Regions from separate parts of the Homo sapiens genome. Here regions 2, 3 and 4 are each linked to region 1. The links are chromatin contacts, found by Hi-C or POLR2A ChIA-PET in ENCODE. All regions are on one chromosome and are shown on one strand. The core of a region is the stretch at or near the end of the contact, and the rest is flanking DNA. Distances in the headings are between cores, read along the strand shown.

Region 1 (2,766 bases), core at 140-2,639:
TGGATGCTTAATCAAATTTGCCTCATCCCAGCCAAGCAGGGGCAACTCAGCTCCTAGGGCTTTGTTCCAGACAGCTCTCAGATGTCTTTTCCTGTAGTTGTGACCAAAAATACAAGAAGGAGGCCAAAGTGCCCAGCCTCAGCCTTAGGCTCCCTGAGGGCAAAAGATGAGGGCAGCATACCTTGTTCCCCTTGCCTCTGGAGCTCCCAACCTTACCTCTTGCCGGTGATAAGAGGTGTTTAGGAAGCCGTGATAGCGCTGCCGCAGGGCCTGGCCCAGTTCCCAGTGCTGTAGCATCCCCTCCTGTGGGCAAACCCAAGGGTTAAGAGGGTCTAGAGGGAAGGGGTGGCTTCAAGCCCCATGGGGTTTAGGCCCTGTTGCTTTCCAGGTTCACGCTTTGCTGGAGTCAATTAATCTGATCCCAGAAGTCTTTCATTAAGTGGCCAGTCATGCACAGCAATATCATGGGCACAGAGATTAAGGTTATGAAATCTGGTCAAAGTCAGCACCCATATGGGAAAAGGCAGTTTAGTAGGACCCCAAGTTTTGTAGACTGCTCTAGACGTCGCTCATTCTGCAGCTCATCCTGAGGAAAGGCTGGCTTCTGACCCACCTTGGTTAACTGACCAAACCCCTGGGGCCATTCTTCTTCCTGATAGGGGTCCTTGGGATATGTCTTCACTGGTGAACGGTCTCCATGGCGGTACAGCTGAGAGAATAAAATGGTTTGCCTATAGGTCAGAAGCATCCCCTTGATAGGGACCCAGAGCCTACCTTTTGCCCCATGTTAGGGAAGGAAGTCTCATTCCCTCTGGGAAGCCTACTGGCTGCAAAAGACCCCAGCTAGGAGTCAGTCACTTCTTCCAGATTCCAGAGATTCTAACTTAGCTAAGCAATGCTACTGGAGACCATAGGCAAAGCCAAGGTACAGGTAGGAAGGGAAAAGAGAAGTGAAAGCAACGTATGTGGTGGGGACAACTGGGGAAAAAAGATAACCAAAGGCTTCTTTAGGGATGAGTCTTAACCATTCAACCACTTCCCTGTCTCAAGGCAGACTCACCCCGACGTATTCGGTCATCCTGACTCCCATAAGCCAGGGCTCCAGGTCAATCCTGAATCCAGCCTCCCAACTACCCAGGCCAGTCGTCCCCTCCTAAACCAGCTGTTCCTTCCCGAGATCCTCGACCTCCACCAGCTGGCCTTTGCCCTTTTAGCTTCAGGGAAGTCTTTGGTGAGCCCATCTCTCATTACCAAGGTAACGAAGCGCAGACTCCGGGCCCGGGTGGGCGGCATCACCACCAGGTTCACGCCGAGAAGGAGCTGGAGGAGAGCCGCCCGGCTCCAGCCGGACCGCTTGCCCGCCATCACCGTTGTAATCTATGCAGCAAACAAGCTGGAACCCGCTGGGTGGCACCTGCAAGCAGCCGCCCGGACGCACCCGTAAGGACACACGCCGGAAGTGCGTTCGCCGCCATCTTACTTAGGGACCTGCTGGGGTGCGGGGAAAAGGCGCAGTCTCGGTGGGATTGCGTGCAGGAGGGTCGTGGTCTGGCTGTGGCGGAGGAGCATAAGAAGGTAACGCGACCTGGCGCGGCAGACAGGGCTCGAAGACCTCATCTTGATTAAGAAGGCCACAAATTCGCGTTTGCCTCTGCTCGGAGAAATCCCTTACCAAGGTGGCACTTGCAGTGGGCGGGACCATGTCTGGAGAACCAGCGTCCCCTCCAGGCTTGACCCCATAGCTAGATCGGGTGCAGAATTGAGGCGAGGGATGGGAAAGTAGAGGTCGCTTCTCTCCACGCCCCTGCCTTTGTGGGGAGATTGAGCCCTGGCCCTGTTCTCCAGGAGATGTTTTGCTTGGGGTGCAGGACACAGTATGTAAACAACCCTTTGGACTCCGTGTGTCCTTGAGGTTGCCCCAGTCTGGCCTACCGTTCCTGCCCTGCACAAAGCTTCAGTAGCCCTCTCACTTTCCCTTCCAGTCCTTTCCCTGTCCTCCCTCCCCTCCACTTCCAAGTTTTAGTTAATTAGAGTCAAGACGTCATGTCATGCCTCTTCCCAAAGGAGTTGGGTTGCACAGGATGTTCAGACTTTACAAACCCAAAGCACTGAATCCCTGGGGGAGGAATTTCAGACCAGTGGGGAGGTATTTTGAGGTAAGGGACAGGCGCATATCATAAAGTGGGAGTAGGTGGGGTTTCCACAGAATCAATGGCCCTCTTGGCATTGACCATTAGGATTCAGGTGCAGCCAGTTTGGCCTCAGGACTTTGTGACTCCTGTGACGGTTGCAGGTCAGATCATAGGTCCTGGGGATGCTTTGATTCAGATCTGCCTACTGGAAGCAAATCTCCTCAGATCTTTGGGAAACAAAACTGATCAGGCTTGGCCTGGGCGCCGTGGCTCACCTGTAATACCAGCACTTTGAGAGGCCGAAGCAGGCAGATCACCTGAGGTCAGGAGTTCGAGACCAGCCTGGCCAACGTGGCGAAACCCCGTCTCTACTAAAAATACAAAAAAAAAAAAATTAGCCGGGTGCAGTGGCGTGCTCCTGTAATCCCAGCTACTCTGGAGGCTGAGGCAGGAGAATCGCTTGAACTCGGAAAGCGGAGGTTGCAGTGAGCTGAGATCACGCCACTGCACTCCAGCCTGCGCGACAGAGTGAGACTGTCTCAAAACAACAACAACAAAAACCTGATTAGGCTTGGTGTGGTGGCTCACGTTTCTAATCCCAGCACTTTGGGAGGCCAGGGTGGGAAGATTGCTT
Region 2 (2,766 bases), core at 174-2,673, 730 kb after region 1:
CACCTTGGCCTCCGGAAGTGCTGGGATTACAGGCGTGAGCCATCGTGCGGCCTGGCAAAGTTTCTTTATCCTCAGTGCTTGTCTGGGTGTGTTGTCTGGTGGGAACCACTTAGACCCTGTAAGTGAATGTGTATTCCCATCTTGTAGATGGTAACCTGAGGCCCAACGGGTGTCTGGAGGTAGTGTTGGACACCTCGTGGTCTGCATCTTGCTGCACACAGAATCCAGCCTAGACTCATTATCCTGGCCTTTGAAGTCTCCCCCAGTATGAATCCCCCAGCCTCCCATTCCTGTTTCTCCGAAGGCCAAGCTCGAAGCATCTGCTGCCTCGTTTCTGCCAAGTTGGCCCCACCTCCTGAGACACTTCTCCCCTCTACTGGCCTGGTGAAACTCAACACATCCTTCAAAGCCCAGCTCAGGTGTCACCTCTCTCCTGGTTGGAATTAACCTCTTCCTCCTTAGCACTCTCTGGTTTGGCCCTTTCTCTTGCGGCTTCTCCTGGGCAAGTGGCATAGCCTCCCTGATCCTAGTGTCTTCCTCTGTGCATGGGCACAGGAGTAATATCTGCTGTGATCTTTAACTCCTGTCAGTTCATTGACCTCTTTAACAACGTGATGAAAGCTTCCAGAAGAGCTAATGTATGTGGAGTCCCACGATGTGTCAGGCTAGGTGTTTAGGACTTTACTAACTACTGTCTCGTTTAATCGCGAATGCAGTGGACCTCTCTCTCCACACGTCCTAGTACGATCTTTATTTCACACGGGAGGAGAGGAGGGTGGGTGGGGTCGGCCAGAGAGGAGAAATGCGTCTCCAGAGTTCACAGGGCTGGTACTACCAGCAGAGCCCCGTCCACCATATGCCACAGCTGGGGTTCTAATCCCTGGACTGGCTTGTACTGGGCTCTCTGCCTCCCTGGCCGGCGCTCGGGGGCTGGGGGACAGAACACAATGTACAGCGTGCCTTCTACAATTTCGGGGTTCACGCACCCCCAAGCCCACCCAGGGCCAGGTCAAACGCGCCTTCGCCGGGTTGCTGTCTACAATCAGGCTTGGCTGCGCTCTCAGTAGGGGTCTCGGTCAACCTCTGCCCACCCGAACCCGGCGCCGTGGACCTGGTGTGAGGCTGGGGAGCCCGTCCTGAGGGGTGCCGGCTCGAGGCGCTAGAGCCACGGAGCCTGGTCCCGGGCTCCAAGTCCCAGGAATGTGGGAGGGCTGGGCGGAGGGGCGGGCGAGGCGGGAGCGCTTCCTCTGCCCGCGGGAGGGGATCCGCGGCCGGCTCGGAGGGGGCGGGGGCAGCGGCGGGCGGCGGCGAGGGGCTGCGGAGCTCCGCAGCCGCCGGGCCGGCCGGGGCGGGAGGAAGCGATGAATATTCAGAGGGGGAGGGGAAGGGAGGGGGCCGAGCGCTCGCCGCGGCTCCCTGCAGCAGCCCCAGCCGCATGACGCGCGGAGGAGGCAGCGGGAGCAGCCGCGGGAGCCGGGACCGGGTAGCCGCGCGCTGGGGGTGGGCGCCGCTCGCTCCGCCCCGCGAAGCCCCTGCGCGCTCAGGGACGCGGCCCCCCCGCGGCAGCCGCGCTAGGCTCCGGCGTGTGGCCGCGGCCGCCGCCGCCGCTGCCATGTCTCCGGGGAAGCCCGGGGCGGGCGGAGCGGGGACGAGGCGGACCGGCTGGCGGAGGAGGAGGCGAAGGAGACGGCAGGAGGCGGCGACGACGGTGCCCGGGCTCGGGCGCACGGCGGGGCCCGATTCGCGCGTCCGGGGCACGTTCCAGGGCGCGCGGGGCATGAAGCCGGCGGCGCGGGAGGCGCGGCTGCCTCCGCGCTCGCCCGGGCTGCGCTGGGCGCTGCCGCTGCTGCTGCTGCTGCTGCGCCTGGGCCAGGTAAGCGCCGGGTGGGCTCGGGCGGGGGGCAGGAGGCTGGGGCGGGACTGGCATTGACTGCACCTGCCCGAGCGTACCCCCCCGGGGGGTTCCGGGGAAGGGGGCGGGGGTCCGGATCCCCGGATCCCCGGAAGGCGACTTGCGGGGACCCCGGCCGGCCTCGCACGCCGGCGATCGATCCCTTTTCCGGCTGCCCAGGATCGGGGGAGAGAGGCGGGATCCGGGTGCCGCGGTGCCCGAGCCTCCCGGGGAAAGCCTCCGCGCGGGCTCCAGGCCGTCCCTGGCCCGGCTCTTCCCGGCGCTGGGCACATCTGGCGGGCACGGGCCCGGCTTCCTAGCCGGAGGCGGCCGGAGGGGGCGTGTTTGCGGAGGTCTGGGGACGCAGAGCCGGGCGGCCTGGCTGAGCCTTTGCCGACAGACCTCCGACCCGGCCTGCAGGGGCCCGAGGGGCGGCGGGGGCGACAGGGCAGGGCCAGGCGCTGGGCAGTGGGGCCCTGGGCGAGGCGCGGGACTCCGGGCCGAGGGCCCTGTTCCTGGGGAAAGTTCCCAGGCCGGGGAAAAGGTGGCCGCACGCTGGCTTTTCTCAAGGCAGCCGGCCCTCTTGGCGTCGTGCTTGATTTCATGGGTGTTTAATTCGTGCTTTGTGGGCGCTGGCTCCCCCTCCCCACCCCACCCTCACCCTCTTTTCTGGCTTCACTTTTCAGATAATGCTGTCCCTGGCGTTTTGGTGACCGACCTTTCCCCTTCCTGGCATTTCCATAGGGGCTGAGGCAGAGCAGCTGAAGGGGCATTCCCATTTCACAGATGGGGAACTGAGGGAGAGAAGTGAAATAGCGGAGCACCCAGCCCGTGCCATGGGAGCTGAGCCAGCGGGCACGTCCTCTTAGCCTCTG
Region 3 (2,766 bases), core at 180-2,679, 630 kb before region 1:
CATGGACATCAAGTATTCATCAGTCACATCATCCAGCTTAAAACGGTCCAATGTCCGGTGACCACGGCCATATAGCAAGAGGTCACAGTCAAGCACTGTTATTGGTATAGCCATGGTAAATGTGAATGTTGGCTCTCCTCTTTGCTTTTTCTGAACTGTTCCCAATGAAGATGTTGGTGCAAGAACGTATTTTTAAGAAAGTATCAGAATCCAACAGCTAACCACAGTTAAATGGCTCTGCCATTTATAATCTTCTCTCTGTAAATGTTAAAAGAAAAAACATTAGGAACCTACCAAAGACTTTAAAGTGACTCAAAGGCTGGAGCAGCTCCTTTTCTACAAATTTCCATTTTGTTGAGGCAAAACGTACTGTACTTACAACTCCGGATTTTTCTCCACTAACTCATGGCTGCACGACAGGCTTGCTCTGATTCAAGGATAATGGGAATTCAATCTTTGTGGCTCATTTAATGCTTGGCATTTCAATTGAGAACACCAAAAGAATAATGGAGGTGATGACATAATTATTCACAAGGTAAAAGAGGTCGGCTTCTAACTATATAGGCCAAGAAGCAGCTGACATATGTCATAACCACCTTGGGTAAGAATTGGTCACGGGTTTCATTATCCAAAGACTTCTGGTTTCACCTGACAAATACAGGACAGATGCTGGGGTGTTCAAACCAGTCTAACAAGAAAAGAAGGGGCAAAAAAAAAAAAAAAAAAAAAAAAAAAAAAACAACCAAAGTCCACAACCCAGCCTTATGGACGTACACTGTGTGCTGTAACAAAAGGCTTTTCCCTCACTCCAAGAACTCCAAATCGTGAACCTGAGGGCCAGGAAGTACGGAAGACCAGACACATTGGAAGTCGGGAGCGAAAAAGAGGCTGGCCGAACCAGGTTTGGGAAGCGACTCTGCCACTTTTAAAGGGCACCCTAAAAACGGATGTCAAAGTCTGATTGCGCCGGCCACTCAGTTAGCCCAGGCCCGTCACCCACCTCTCCGCGGCTGCCAGGTTACCAGCCACACTTCCCACCCACCCAGCCGGGTTGGGCCCTCCTCCGGAACCGGCGACTGCACAGAGGCCGCCACGGCGCGCAACAGCGGCACCGCCCCTTCCGCGTCAGCGCCCGCCCCGCGCCGCGCCCTCACTGCCGCTGCCGCGGCTACCTGCGGTTCATCTCCGCACATTCCACACGCGGCCCAAACGGTCTCTCTCTCTCTCTCTCAAACACCGCCTTTCCGTCTTTGTTTTATCTTGAGTAGCTTAGAAAGATTGGAGAAGAAAGCTTACGTGGAATGAAAATCAACTTTTATGGATATTTTGAGGACTAAAAGAATAAATAGGGCGTCCGTACTGTAGCGAAAGTGCGACTAAGGTTAGGCATCTGGATTTCCCCCGTAGCCCTCTTTCACCCCCCCCCCCCGGCCATTACCGAAGCGGATGAAAACAAACACTAACGATGGCGGCGCCGGGAAGCGACCGGCTGCTGGGCTTAAGGCGGGAGTGACCGCTTAACCAGTGAGGGAAGCACTGAAGAGCGCCAGTCGACGTGGGTGCGACAACTCGCGGAGTCTTAGGAGCAAAACGTCTGGGGCCTGCGAGCCAGGACCCTTCTGAAGCCTTAGGTGTCTATCGGCGACGTGTACGGTCACTGCAGCTCCGGAGCGCGGAACCCTCAGCCAGGAGGCGCGGCTGGTCGGTCCCAGGTCCCGGCCTCCGTAATGAGAGCCCGGAACCACTCTTTGTGCCGCAGCTTCGCAGGTACTAACTTTTGCGGGGGATACCCCAAGATCTCTCAGCGCCCCCGGGTGGGAGGCTGTGGATCTGCGGCCCCTTGGCTGCTGCTTCGTGGAAGTAGAAGGGATTAGCCACGGTTCAATCCCCTGGGCCCCTGAGTTTTCTGTGGGAAGTTGAGTTGGTCTAGGCCCCGTTGGCCCCTGCTTGTTTGGCAGAGAATCCCCTCCACCCCAGAGCTTTCCTCTCCACTTTTTCAGCTCCTTGGGTTAGGTCGTCAGGCGTTTTGGAGGTAATTTGGGGGGCCATAACTCCGGGGTTGGGTGCCAATATGAGTGAGGTAGGTTTTCATTCAATCAAGATTTGCTGAGTGCCAAATATGTACTCCGCGTGTAGGTGAGGGTGACTGTTGACTAGTGAAAAAAGGGACCCATGGTTCACGACTGTCTTCTTACTGGCAGTGGAACGACCTGTGGAAACCTGTGATCCATTCTCATTAAATAAATCTCTGGGTAAGTGGCTAAGCACCTTCTTGAGCTCATCACTAATTCTTCCCAGTTTTCACTTTTCCAGTGAGTTCCCAGTTAGCCTGGTCAATTCAGCGTAGCATTTCACTTTTGGTATTTCTTCGTTCTCTGGCCACCCCGCAGCCAAAAAGAAAAAAGAGATTTTAAAAAATTACCTATTTTCTCATTACACTTAGTTTAAAACTCATCTCCTAAGGTGATAGAATTTATTGGACACCTTTAGTGGGAGATGTATTATAATAAGAAACAACAAGCTCTTCCTTTACACTAAATTAGCTTCCAGATTTTGTGTGTTGTTTTATGACTGTTAGTCCTTTTCATGTGTGCATGTAGTGGCTCCAGCTCAATTATGAGGTTTTTTTTTTGTTGTTTTCAACTCTCCATTTATCAGCTCAGGAGAAGTCTTTTAGTTTTTTAGATTTTAAAATTTTTATTATTATTATTAGAGATAAGGTATTGCTGTGTTACCCAAGCTGGAGTACAGTGGCGCCTTCATAGC
Region 4 (2,766 bases), core at 102-2,601, 520 kb after region 1:
TTCATCTGCTTACAAACTTCAACATCAAGGGAAGACTCTTACCATGGTAAATAAAAATTATTAATACATCTGCATGGCCGGGCGCGATGGCTCTCGCCTGTAATGATCGCTTGAGCCCTGGAGTTCGAGACCAGCCCGGGAAACATGAACTCCGTCTCTACTGAAAATACAAAAATTAGCCGGGCATGGTGGCAGGGTCCTGTAGTCCCAGCTACCCAGGAGGCTAAGGCGGGAGGATCGCTTGAACCCGGGAGGTGGAGGTTGCAGTGAGCCCAAGATCGCGCCACTGCACTCCAGCCTGGGCGACAGATTGAGACATTGTCTCGAAAAAAACAAAACAAAACTCTTAAAAAGTTACATCTGCAATACTTACAAATACATACAAAAACAGTAAGTATTCTCCAGGCTATGATAGGACCTTTACAAGACACACCAAACACTGCTATTGCGGATTTTTTCCAATTAACGAACCAGCGTGATCTCTGAACATGTGAAACGGTCGCGGCTTCTCCGGCGCCTAGTCCTGGAGTCACTTTTAATCTAAGCACCACTCCAGTGAGAACCACACAAATACTTAGGAACCTACCAGCTCCATTTCTCCAGCAGTTCTGCTAGTGTGGGGATGCTTACTAGCTGGAATATTAAGAGCTTTTTCTAAACGTCTCTATCCCCGTTTCGACAAAACCGAAAGGAGGCAGATGACGTGTGGAAAGGCCTGGCCCACAGTCACAGGCCGCGCACGCGGAAACTCATCCTCACATCCACCCTCTGCGTTACCCAAAACCGACCCGGGGCGTTTGGGAGACTCAGGATGCCCGAACTTCGGTCATATTTCAAACGTTCCCGGGGCAAGCCCTGCACCACAGATGGCGCCTCGGGCTTGGCCCGGGCCGAGGGCGCAGAACTCGGCCTGGCCCTTCTGCGGCCCGGAGCCCAGGGCCGCCCCGCCTGCAGGCCCGCAGCAGGCAGGCCTCGGAAGCCGACCTCGCCCGCCTCCCTCGCCGGGTCTGGCCAGGCGCCGTGAGGAGCCTAGGCCGCAAGCCCTGAGCTCGAGTTCAGGTCCCCCCGCGCACCCTTGCCTTCTGAAGGCGAGTCGTCCGAGGCCGCGGCGGCAGTCACCGCGGTGGTGGTGGTCGTCGCCGCCGACGGGGCGGGCTGGCTGGGGACCGCCGCGGTTGAGTCCGGCTCAGTGTCGGGTTCCGGCTCCGGGTCCCGGCCCGGCGTGCTGCCCCGAGGACCCGGCGGAGAGAGTTGCAGGATGGGCCTACGGCCGGGTACCGCCCGGGACTTCTTCCCCATCGCGAGCCCAAGCGCGAGCAGAGAGCGTCGGGCGGCCGAGAGGGGCGGGCACTGGAGGCTGGGCGCTGGGCCCTGGGCGCTGCGACGCGTAATCAATATTCATACACCGTGACACCGCCTCCAGCCCGGATCCGCTTTCAACCAGCGGAGCACGCGCTTGCGCAAGCGCCTCGGACCCTTCGGCTCTTCTGGCTCCTCCTCACCAGGAGAAAGGGCGGGATTACCAACTGCGCTAGGCGATTGGCTGTTTTGACCCAGAGAAGGGACCGGTGGCCAATGGAAAAGGAAAAAGGGTGAGAGTCCAGCCAATAGTGCGGTAGGGCCTGAATTAGAACGACTTCCCCACTTCCGTCGGGTTCCACCCATGCGCTTTCCCCAAGCCTTTTCTTTGCCTACTTGTCCTCCATCTTGTGGCTATTCTCGGCCTAGAGTTTCATGTTGTCTGTCTTCTAGAAAGGTGTGCTGCTGGGCCCAGCTCACTCACGCCTGTAATCTCAACACTTTGGGAGGCCGAGGCGGGTGGATCACGAGGTCAGGAGTTCAAGACCAGCTTGTCCAAGATGGTGAAACCCCGTCTCTACTAAAAATACAAAAGATTTAGTCGGGCGCGGTGGCAGGCGCCTGTAATCCTAGCTAGTCGGGAGACTGAGGCAGGCGAATCGCATGAACCCGGCGGCAAAGGTTACAGTGAGCCGAGATCGCGCCACTGCACCCCACCCTGGGTGACAGAGTGAGACTGTCTCAAGAAAAAAAAGAAAGGTGTGCTGTTTTCTGAGCCCTTCCCCACGTTTCGCCCGGATTATTGTGGCTTACTTTGGGTATAGCATTGAACATTAAATGGGACAGTGGGTCTTTTACGCTTTTGTAATTTCCTGCAGCACACAAATAGATGTCTCATATTTTCTCGCTTATTAGCTGGGAAAAATCACGAGATACTCCACTACCTACAAGGAAAAAGCCTAAAATTGTTGGGATGGCATACAGGAACCTTACCAGTTTTGTACTACTATCGTCAACATGCTTTAATTTACCCTTGCTTTAACACTGCCCCCTCTCCCGTCTCCTGCCTCTGGAGCCCGCCACTTGGAGCATCACCTCCCTCACTTTTCCTTTGCACTGACTGGAATAATTACTGCATCACATGATGAAAGTCTTTTATTGTTTCATCAGGGCGCAATGCAGACGCAGTGCAGGCGTGACCTCTCCTGCCCAGCCTCTCCCTGGCACTTGACATCCTGTTGACATCCGTCTCCCCTCTAAACTAAGGAATGCGAGTGGTATTTATTTTTATATCCGCAGCAGCTCAGTTCCCACTAAAAATATCTAATACTTACTGAGCTCTATGTGTCAGTCACCAAGCACTTTACACGTAGAATTGCATTTGATCTTTTAAAATGATTATTTCTAATTTTATTTTTAAACGTGTCTTGCTCTGTCATCCAGGTTGGAGTAACGTGGCATGATTAT

Evidence for each region. Hi-C counts contacts between places; a loop is a spot of excess contacts on that map. ChIA-PET counts read pairs that join two places held with the same protein, here RNA polymerase II (POLR2A). Pooled maps may share reads with other maps.
Region 2: a pooled map shows a loop between it and region 1 (2.5-fold over the local background). The contact joins the promoter of PTPRJ here to the promoter of ACP2 in region 1. A Hi-C loop is called at or near these places in 1 of 50 pooled maps. POLR2A ChIA-PET finds 5 or more read pairs at or near these places in 2 of 52 experiments (OCI-LY7 and Panc1).
Region 3: a map of CD8-positive, alpha-beta T cell shows a loop between it and region 1 (10-fold over the local background). The contact joins the promoter of ATG13 here to the promoter of ACP2 in region 1. A Hi-C loop is called at or near these places in 1 of 168 maps with a recorded cell type or tissue (CD8-positive, alpha-beta T cell) and 6 of 50 pooled maps. POLR2A ChIA-PET finds 5 or more read pairs at or near these places in 1 of 52 experiments (WTC11).
Region 4: a loop to region 1 is called in a map of CD4-positive, alpha-beta memory T cell, with 21 times the contacts of the local background. The contact joins the promoter of FNBP4 here to the promoter of ACP2 in region 1. A Hi-C loop is called at or near these places in 1 of 168 maps with a recorded cell type or tissue (CD4-positive, alpha-beta memory T cell) and 9 of 50 pooled maps. POLR2A ChIA-PET finds 5 or more read pairs at or near these places in 2 of 52 experiments (GM10248 and activated T-cell).

What each region holds. Positions count from the first base shown.
Region 1 is chr11:47,247,425-47,250,190 of GRCh38, forward strand. It overlaps ACP2 (acid phosphatase 2, lysosomal), which reads right to left and starts at 1,390. Exons shown (of 11, transcript NM_001610.4): 1 at 1,252-1,390; 2 at 614-709; 3 at 217-303. The coding sequence starts at 1,365. It also overlaps a transcript of NR1H3 not described here. RefSeq lists enhancers at 856-945, 1,076-1,585 and a silencer at 1,666-1,833.
Region 2 is chr11:47,979,136-47,981,901 of GRCh38, forward strand. PTPRJ (protein tyrosine phosphatase receptor type J) reads left to right here and starts at 1,424. Exons shown (of 25, transcript NM_002843.4): 1 at 1,424-1,873. The coding sequence starts at 1,778. RefSeq lists silencers at 1,335-1,924, 2,025-2,454.
Region 3 is chr11:46,616,124-46,618,889 of GRCh38, forward strand. ATG13 (autophagy related 13) reads left to right here and starts at 1,430. Exons shown (of 19, transcript NM_001346311.2): 1 at 1,430-1,767. It overlaps HARBI1 (harbinger transposase derived 1), which reads right to left and starts at 1,104. Exons shown (of 3, transcript NM_173811.4): 1 at 1,001-1,104; 2 at 1-258. The coding sequence starts at 114. RefSeq lists an enhancer at 1,237-1,416 and a silencer at 1,396-1,690.
Region 4 is chr11:47,765,990-47,768,755 of GRCh38, forward strand. It overlaps FNBP4 (formin binding protein 4), which reads right to left and starts at 1,352. Exons shown (of 17, transcript NM_015308.5): 1 at 1,080-1,352. The coding sequence starts at 1,299. RefSeq lists enhancers at 1-642, 437-496, 643-1,567 and a silencer at 757-1,366.